3 separate regions of the Homo sapiens genome follow, and all the other regions are linked to region 1. A link is a loop called in an ENCODE intact Hi-C map of the cell type or tissue named here. Cell type or tissue: endothelial cell of umbilical vein. All regions are shown on one strand. Region 1 overlaps ARMCX5-GPRASP2 (ARMCX5-GPRASP2 readthrough). Region 2 overlaps ARMCX5-GPRASP2 (ARMCX5-GPRASP2 readthrough). Region 3 holds the start of TMSB15A (thymosin beta 15A).

The links. A loop is a pair of places that touch in the nucleus more often than their neighbours do. Peaks named below come from ENCODE experiments on the same cell type or tissue, not always from the same donor. Only the 100,000 strongest peaks of a DNase experiment are listed, where the experiment ranks them.
Region 2: it touches region 1 in a loop (2.4-fold over the local background); 2 of 110 quality-filtered maps call a loop at or near these places.
Region 3: a loop joins it to region 1, with 12 times the contacts of the local background. A loop is called at or near these places in 3 of 110 quality-filtered maps.

The regions. Positions count from the first base shown.
Region 1 is chrX:102,764,367-102,766,866 of GRCh38, reverse strand. All of the region lies in intron 8 of ARMCX5-GPRASP2 (ARMCX5-GPRASP2 readthrough), which reads right to left. Among named protein-coding and RNA genes, the nearest start is that of LINC00630, 3.5 kb to the left of the region's middle. In endothelial cell of umbilical vein, no CTCF peak of the experiment used is centred here; DNase peaks (open chromatin) are centred at 1,026 and 1,446; H3K27ac peaks cover 1,246 bases.
Region 2 is chrX:102,834,617-102,837,116 of GRCh38, reverse strand. The region is part of intron 10 of ARMCX5-GPRASP2 (ARMCX5-GPRASP2 readthrough); the gene reads right to left. All of the region lies in intron 2 of LINC00630 (long intergenic non-protein coding RNA 630), which reads right to left. Among named protein-coding and RNA genes, the nearest start is that of LINC00630, 67 kb to the right of the region's middle. In endothelial cell of umbilical vein, a CTCF peak has its summit at 1,166; a DNase peak (open chromatin) is centred at 1,146.
Region 3 is chrX:102,515,281-102,517,780 of GRCh38, reverse strand. It overlaps TMSB15A (thymosin beta 15A), which reads left to right and starts at 1,042. Exons shown (of 3, transcript NM_021992.3): 1 at 1,042-1,115. In endothelial cell of umbilical vein, no CTCF peak of the experiment used is centred here; no DNase peak of the experiment used is centred here; H3K4me3 peaks cover 714 bases.

The sequences.
Region 1 (2,500 bases):
TATGATGTCTGTCACCTGGGGCTGCAGTCATCTGGAGGTTCCACTCATCTGGGACATCTGAGAGAGCTCACTCACATGAATGATGACTGGTGTTGGCGTCTGCTGGGAGCTCAGTTAAGGCTGTTGACCTGAGCATCTTGGCTCTCCACAGAGCCCTCCACGTGTACAGTTACCAGATTAAAATCAACTCAGTTAACTTTAAATTCCGGATTAATAGGAATATTTTTTAGTTTATGTGGCATGCAATATTAGTTTATTTAAAATTAAAATCCAACTGGATTTTAATTAAATAAATAAAAGTAAATGAAATAAATAACAAAATAAAAATTTTAAATCGTCTTATTATTTGCTAAATCTGGCAATTGCAGGGGATGACCCTGTGAATCTCTAAGTTTAATGACCATCTGAGCTGATTCTTCCAATGGGACAGGTCTGGGGAAAATGAGCAGATTGGATTGGCAATAAGGACAAAAGTTGGTAATACTTGGTGTTGGTGGAATGAAAAGCCAGCAGACGCTCACATATACTGTTGGTGCCAAGTGGATATATCTGTTTTCCAAGGCTCATATTATAACTTAAGACATTAATGATCTTTGATGCCAAAGTCCTATTTTTCCACCAACAAGGGAGTTTCAGCTGAGGGTTTAGAAAAGACTCATCAAGGTGACTACGATGTGCGCCCTCTTAAGGGGCCCTGGCTGAGGTGGCAGCTCAGAGTAACATGAGTTCCCTGCTTGGAGGAGGAAAAGACAGCTACTATTTTGTAAGGCAGATGGTTTAGCTGGGCCCAGCTCCAGTTTCTTCACATTAGTGTCTGGATTTAATCTCATGACAGCCGTGCTGGTGAGGTACCAGTATCCTCTCTTCCTCATGGATGTCAGTGACTATAAAGCACGTGCTCCTAAACACAGAGCTGAATGGCAAGGAGGTTACTCACCAGGCCCACTGCCAGAGCCAGGGATAGAACCTGCCAGCCTGGGCACCTTGAGTTGCTAGTGGTAGACCTTTAGCAAATGTATCTGGACATGTACTGTTAAGGAGGTTAATCTCTGTTCTCCTTGCTTACCCTCCCTGCAGTAAGGTTGGTGCCCCCTCTCCTTACTTCAGGGGAGGTTTGTGAGAGGGCTGACAGCAGAAGCCTTCTGGAGCCAGTTTTTCTTTCATCCTTTATGAAAACTTAATTTGTTGAAAGGACCGGGCTGCTTGTACCTGGTAGGGATGTGGGGGCCTCTCAGGACACAAAGATGGGAGAGGAAGGAAGATTTCTCCCAGACAGGGATGAGGCCTGAGGTCTACAAATCTCTCCAGGAGTTGGGACCTGAGCATTGCTCTGTATCAATGTTTGTGGTGAATTAGTGGATGGTCCTTCGAGTCTGGGCATCCATCCATGATTCAGATTTGATTTTCCTGTTTTGATCCAGGGGTAGATGACTCAGGATCTGGGACATGAAGGCACTGGGCCAACTAAGGAAATGGTCATCTCAGCCCTGAGCAGTGTGGACACGAGTGGTTACAGCAGGAGACTCTTGAGGCCATATCAGGAGGATACATTCCCAGAAGTGGAACTGTTTTGTCAAAGAGCATGACCATTTAATATTTTTAATGCTTCCTATATAGTTGAACTTTAAAATTTCTTTAATAGTTCTTATATTCCATCCAACAATTTGAAAACATCTGTTTTTCCTGATCTGTGCAAAAATAGGTTTCACAGATTTTTAATATTTTTTATTCTGAGATCCTGTTATTGGTACATTAGATTTTCTTTATTTTTCCCTATCGTATTATGTTTTAAATAGTGTATTTCACAGGTGCATTAAAAATGCTTAGCTAATGGTTCCATATTATACCTTAGAATATGTCTTGGAATAATTCTAGAGTTTGAAAAGAAAACCCAATCATCGAATTTGTGTTTATGTTGCATCCTGTTTGAATTGAAATGTTGGGGCCACGAGAAGCCCATACATAGCTTGGAGCGGACAAATTGGTACAACTTCTTTGTGGAGATATTGAGCAGCACCCACAATAGAAGCATGTGAGGCTCTGTCATCTGCTGCCCTCTCAGATGTGCATTGCAGAGTCTCGGTACATAGCAAACCTGTTCACAGGAGCATGGGTAAATATCAAAATAGTCCCAAAGTCACCTGGTTAGAAACATCTCAGAAACACTATTTTCAGAAGAAAACATTTCGATAATAGATATATAAATATGTTACTTATATAGAGATAAAAATATGCAAAGCAATTATGTGTTTAGTTTAGGGATGTATTCATGACTAAACAAGAAATTTTGGATAGTGGTTCCTTCTGAGGGCGCTGAGGCAATCAGGGAACTCACACAGGAGAGTCCACTCTGTAATGTTTTGCTTCATAACCTTGGTTGTGTACGTGTTTGCCTACTATCATATTTACAATACCTTTTGAAAAGTCTGAAATCTATCAAATTTGACATGAACAAAGCTCTAATGTGTTTTATCTCTGATTAATAAGTAACCCACTGTCT
Region 2 (2,500 bases), 70 kb before region 1:
ATAGTGGAAGATGTTGATGGGGATCCAGTGTTAAGGCCTGTCATCCTGATAATTCCCTTCCTTCACTGCAGAGCCTGAATTTAGAGACCAAATGAAACCTAAGGCCATAAAGGGGCAGAAGGAAGAGAGAAACGTAGTTGTCAGCACACACGAACTCTCTCTTATACAATAATCATGTTCTGTTATCACAATACCAGAATTCTCCTAGGAGGAACACATTCTGCTCACCAGTACAAACAGCTATGGGAACTGTGCCCTTTTGTAGTGCACAGACTTTGAAAAGATTTCATCCACAGAATGTGAGTAATAGGAACTATCAGAATACTCTGAATAACATAGAGTTGTAAAACTGATAATATCACATCCATAGGATGGAATTCTAGAAGGTAGCAAAAACAAATTATAATAAAAATAATCATGAAAAAATGATTTCTTGCAGACAAGATTAATGATTCACATTATTTTTAATGTGTGGAAAAACAGGCATTTTCATACTGTGATATAAGGAATATAAATTAGTAATAGTATTTTGAAGAATATTATAGTTCAAAGGATTTTGAAATGACATTTTCAGGAACTTATAAATAAATGCTCACAAAGACATTTGCATCTATATGAGCATAGTGTTAAGTATACTATTGTTTGTAATAGAAAAAAATAGTAAGGGAACTAAATTTTTGTAATTAGGATACCAATTAAATAAATTTTAGGGCATCCACATGATGAGATGATACCCAGGCCACTAAAAAAATGACACTAAAATTTTGTTGTAGTTATTTCAAATGTTATCATAAAAATATATTTACACAGAAAGGTAATCACAATAACAGTGAAAGTGGATTACAAAAATCATAAATGGTCTGATCCCATTTTTGCTTATATAGGCTTCTAGCTATTTAACCACAAGTCTCAACACATAAACATTAAAATGATCTTTTAGTTCCTCTCACATACCTCTTTCTCTTTAACATACTAAAAACCTGTACTTCCTGCTTAGAGGCCTTCAGTATCTTTTTTTGCCTGTGTATGCCACCTTTTACGCCCAGACTTCCAGAAAGTTCTATCTTGTAAGTTTGGACCACAGTCCCTCCCTTTCACCTTCCAGCTTACACTAGTTCAGGCTGCAGTTCAGGCTGCAGTTCAGGCTTCTGTTACAAGGTGGCACCAATGCACCTCCACTATCAAACTTTTTTGCAAAGAAGTGTATACAAAAACCAAAAAATACAATACCTTCCTAAAAACCTAGCTTATTAACCTTTATGGAACCATTCGAATGATTCAAATTCTGCCTGAAAAAAACTTAAAAGTGCAAGAGGACTGTAAAACAACAACAACAACAACAACATACTCTGGGGCATCCATATGATGGAACACCAGGTAGCTCTACTGCCCCTTGATAGTCACTGGCTGGAAGGCATAACGTGGGGCAGGGCCAGCAGGAGGTGACTGACAGAGGAGAGGGGCAGCGGAATGGGGTCTGGGCTGCTATGTTCACAGTATCCTGGAGACTAAGAGGGGTAGGCGAAGGTCTGAAAAGCCTGTACAGGTTGGGGTAATGAAGGATAACCACTCTGCTCTCTGGGAGGGACTCCTCTACACTGTGAACACCCCAACCTAAACTTTACTGATGAGGTAAGAGATAAATCTATAAATGCGAGGTAGATTTGGGGTCAAGAGCAAATGGAAATGCTTTAATATACACATTTCCAATCAGAGGGGACACAATTTAACCCACTGTTTTATTGTGTTGTGCCGTGATGAAAAAGTAAGATTTTTCTTCTTCTTTTTTTTTAGATGGAGTATTGCTCTGTTGCCCAGGCTGGAGTGCAGTGGTGCAATCTTGGCTCACTGCAACCTCCGCCTCCCAGGTTCAAGCAATTCTCCTGCCTCAGCACCTGAGAAGCAGCTGGGATTACAGGCGTGCGTCACCATGCCTGGCTACTTTTTATATTTTCAGTAGAGACAGGGTTTTGCCATGTTGGCAGGCTGGTCTCAAACTCCTGACCTCAAGTGTTCCGCCCGCCTAGGCCTCCCAATGTGCTGGGATTACAGGCGTGAGCCACTGTGCCCAGCTTTCCTGTAATATATTAATATACCAAACAGTCCAGGAGCCATTAGGCAAACTCCACACTTTGCTTACCTGGTGTTATCTATCACTGAGATCACGAGGTGATCCCTGTAACTGGGATTACAGGCGTGAGCCACTGTGCCCGGCCTGAAAAAGCAAGATTTTTCTCATCATTTGAGAGGCAGCAGCACACACTGGATAGATGAATTTACTCAGGAGCCACACAGCCTGTGTTCACATCTAAGCCTTGGCACTTGCTAACTCTGTCTTCACTGTACCTCAGTTTCCTTTTTTCTAAAGTCAGGCAACAATAGATCCTTCTCATAGGTTGTGGTGAGAATTAAATAAATAAGTACAGTTGACCTTTTGTATCTGTGGATTCTGCATACATGAATGCAACCAATCTTGGACTGAAAATATTCTGAAAAGAAA
Region 3 (2,500 bases), 250 kb after region 1:
TTCTCAAATTAACACAACGTGCTACAAAAGCAAAGAAAAGGGAATGAAGTAAGCTGGGGAAGCCTTGAGAAATCCTTGTGGAAAGAGTGACTTTCGATCTATATAGATCTATACCACCACACATGGGGTGCAAGCTAAAGACATAGTTCTACCTCCATCTTACCTTAATGCTCTAAGGTTCTGGGTGAGTATCCAGAAAATGATCTTGAACGTTTAGTCCTTTCAAGTAAATACCGAATCCTCAATTTTCTCTTCCAACAGACACTGGGTGGTGCTATTGTCCAAAACTTCCACCCATCACGTATTTATTACTTCAATCTATAGACATCTCCACAACCAATGTGTCTTGTGGGCCAAAGTGCTAGGGATTAGGGATATAAAGGTGAATAGCCTCAGTTGTTCTGTGATTATTATAAACTGCTATCGTGTTCAGTGGCCGAGAAAGCTGCGAATGTGACTTTTACATTTCATAGGAGAGCACTACTGTCACAGAAATGTCCAGTTGTAGGGGTGAATGGCCCTGAACCACCCACCCTCACTATGAGCACCCCTACTCCACGACCTGGCCAAGGATTAGAGCAGACAACACCGAGCCCCACTTCCAACCTACTGTTAGGTTATCACAGCATCCTTGGGCCCCAATGGCTATAAAAAGCCGAAAGAGCCTAAATACCGGTCATTCAGCTTGGACCTCGGAGTTCCAGATGTTCTAAGCTCACTGGGCGAGATGTGTCTGCTTATTGCAGAGGCCTCTGTTATTGTGAAAGAGTGAGTGTAGTCAGGATGAAGGGTATGTGGACCCTCAGGACTAAAGCAGTGGAAGAGGCCTGGGAGGTGGGGCCTGGGGAGGCGGGGTCGGCTCTGACTTCACCAAGCCCCGATCCTAGAGGAGAGGGTGGACGCGGGCTCTGTACACTCAAGCGGAGGAGGGGAAGGGCGGGGTGGGGGGGGGGGGGTGGCGAGCCCGGAAACCTTTGGCCAATCAGAGAGGGCTGGGGCGGGGCCTGCTGGGTGGCTTAGCACTGCAGGGCTCTGCGCGGGAACGCTAACCTGGTCCGGAGCGAGTCTGGGTCTCAGCCCCGCGAACAGCCTTTCACGAGTCTTCAAGCTTTCAGGTGAGGACCTGCGGCCTCGCAGGAGCCAGAGGACCATGGGGATGGGAAGGCGTCAGGGTTGCGAGGCGGGGGATGCCGCGCCTTCGGGAGCCAGAGGAGCCGAGGTTGGGGCTGGCGCTTCGCGTCTGCACCGCCGCCCGGGCGAGCGAGTCCGCGCCTTTGTCTTCCAGGGGGCCGCCTTCTGCGCTCGATGCCGAGCCCTCCTGGGGGCCGGTCCCTGGAAACAAGGCCCCGGGGTTGGGAGGCGGGGAGCGCGGACCCTTAAAGGGACCTGTCCGCAGTAGCTGCAGGTCGGAGGCTTAGAGGATGAGGAGTTTGGAGGCCGCCCGGAATGGGCCCCCTGGGGCTTGGTCCTCATTCCTTCTCCTCCCGTGGCCGTTAGGCTGGGCGCCAGAAAAAGCTAATAGTTATTTTTAAAAGTATGCAAACTGCTCTTGACAGACTGGCCTACGCACCCGGCCCTGCTATTATTTATTTGTTAGTTCCAGTTTTCCAGCTCTGAGCTTGGCGTCTAATGGCTTGGCAGAGGAGGGTCTTAGGGTAAACTCGACGGAATGGAGGCATGTTCGGCACTTCTGGCTGCTTGGGGGCCTCTCCATTCTACCCCAAGCACTAGACATAGTATCTTACTGCACGAGGGTGGGGCTGGGCTTGCGAATGAGAACTCTGCCCTCCGATTTCTGGGATATCCTATTGTCTCTTCTGGACAAACTCGGGACGCTTACAGGGCACCAGGCATTTCGTCAGGTCCACAGCCATGCACCTCTAAGCCTCATCTCTTTACCTCTCTCTTTGCAGAGAAAACATGGTGAAACAAGACTCGCTTTTATTTGGTTTATCCCATTCTGCTGAAGTCCTGGGTTTGATCCTAGTTAGCTGTCCCTTCTTACAACGTTTATACACCAATGCCACAAGGAGCTATTATGAGACGTGTATTGTAATGCCTTAATGTACTGTCATCTTTGGGCATTTAAAATAGAAAGAAATTAGTACAACTTATGCCACTCTTTTTTTTTTTGTGCTGCTCCCCGTCTCCTAAAAAAAAATGCCAAAAAACAAAAGTAATTTAATAGAAAGTGAAGATGCTCGAATAGTGCTATCTCCTGTTACAAAATCATTAACTGGTTAAAGCCAGTCTTTATTTTTTATTCTGTCCCTGTCTGCTCTTGTGCTTCTATCACCTCCATTTTACCCTTGCTGTGATTTTAAGAGTCAGACATATTGGCTCTGGGTTTCTGGAGAATCTTGGTTTCTGGTGCGTTCTGATCCAACGGCATTTACTGCATATCAAAATGGGCTAATGATGTGGAGTTAAAATTATTCTAACAAAAATATAACTTTTCTAAGATCTGTTGCTGTTTTTCTGTTGAAAATGAGCGGGTAGA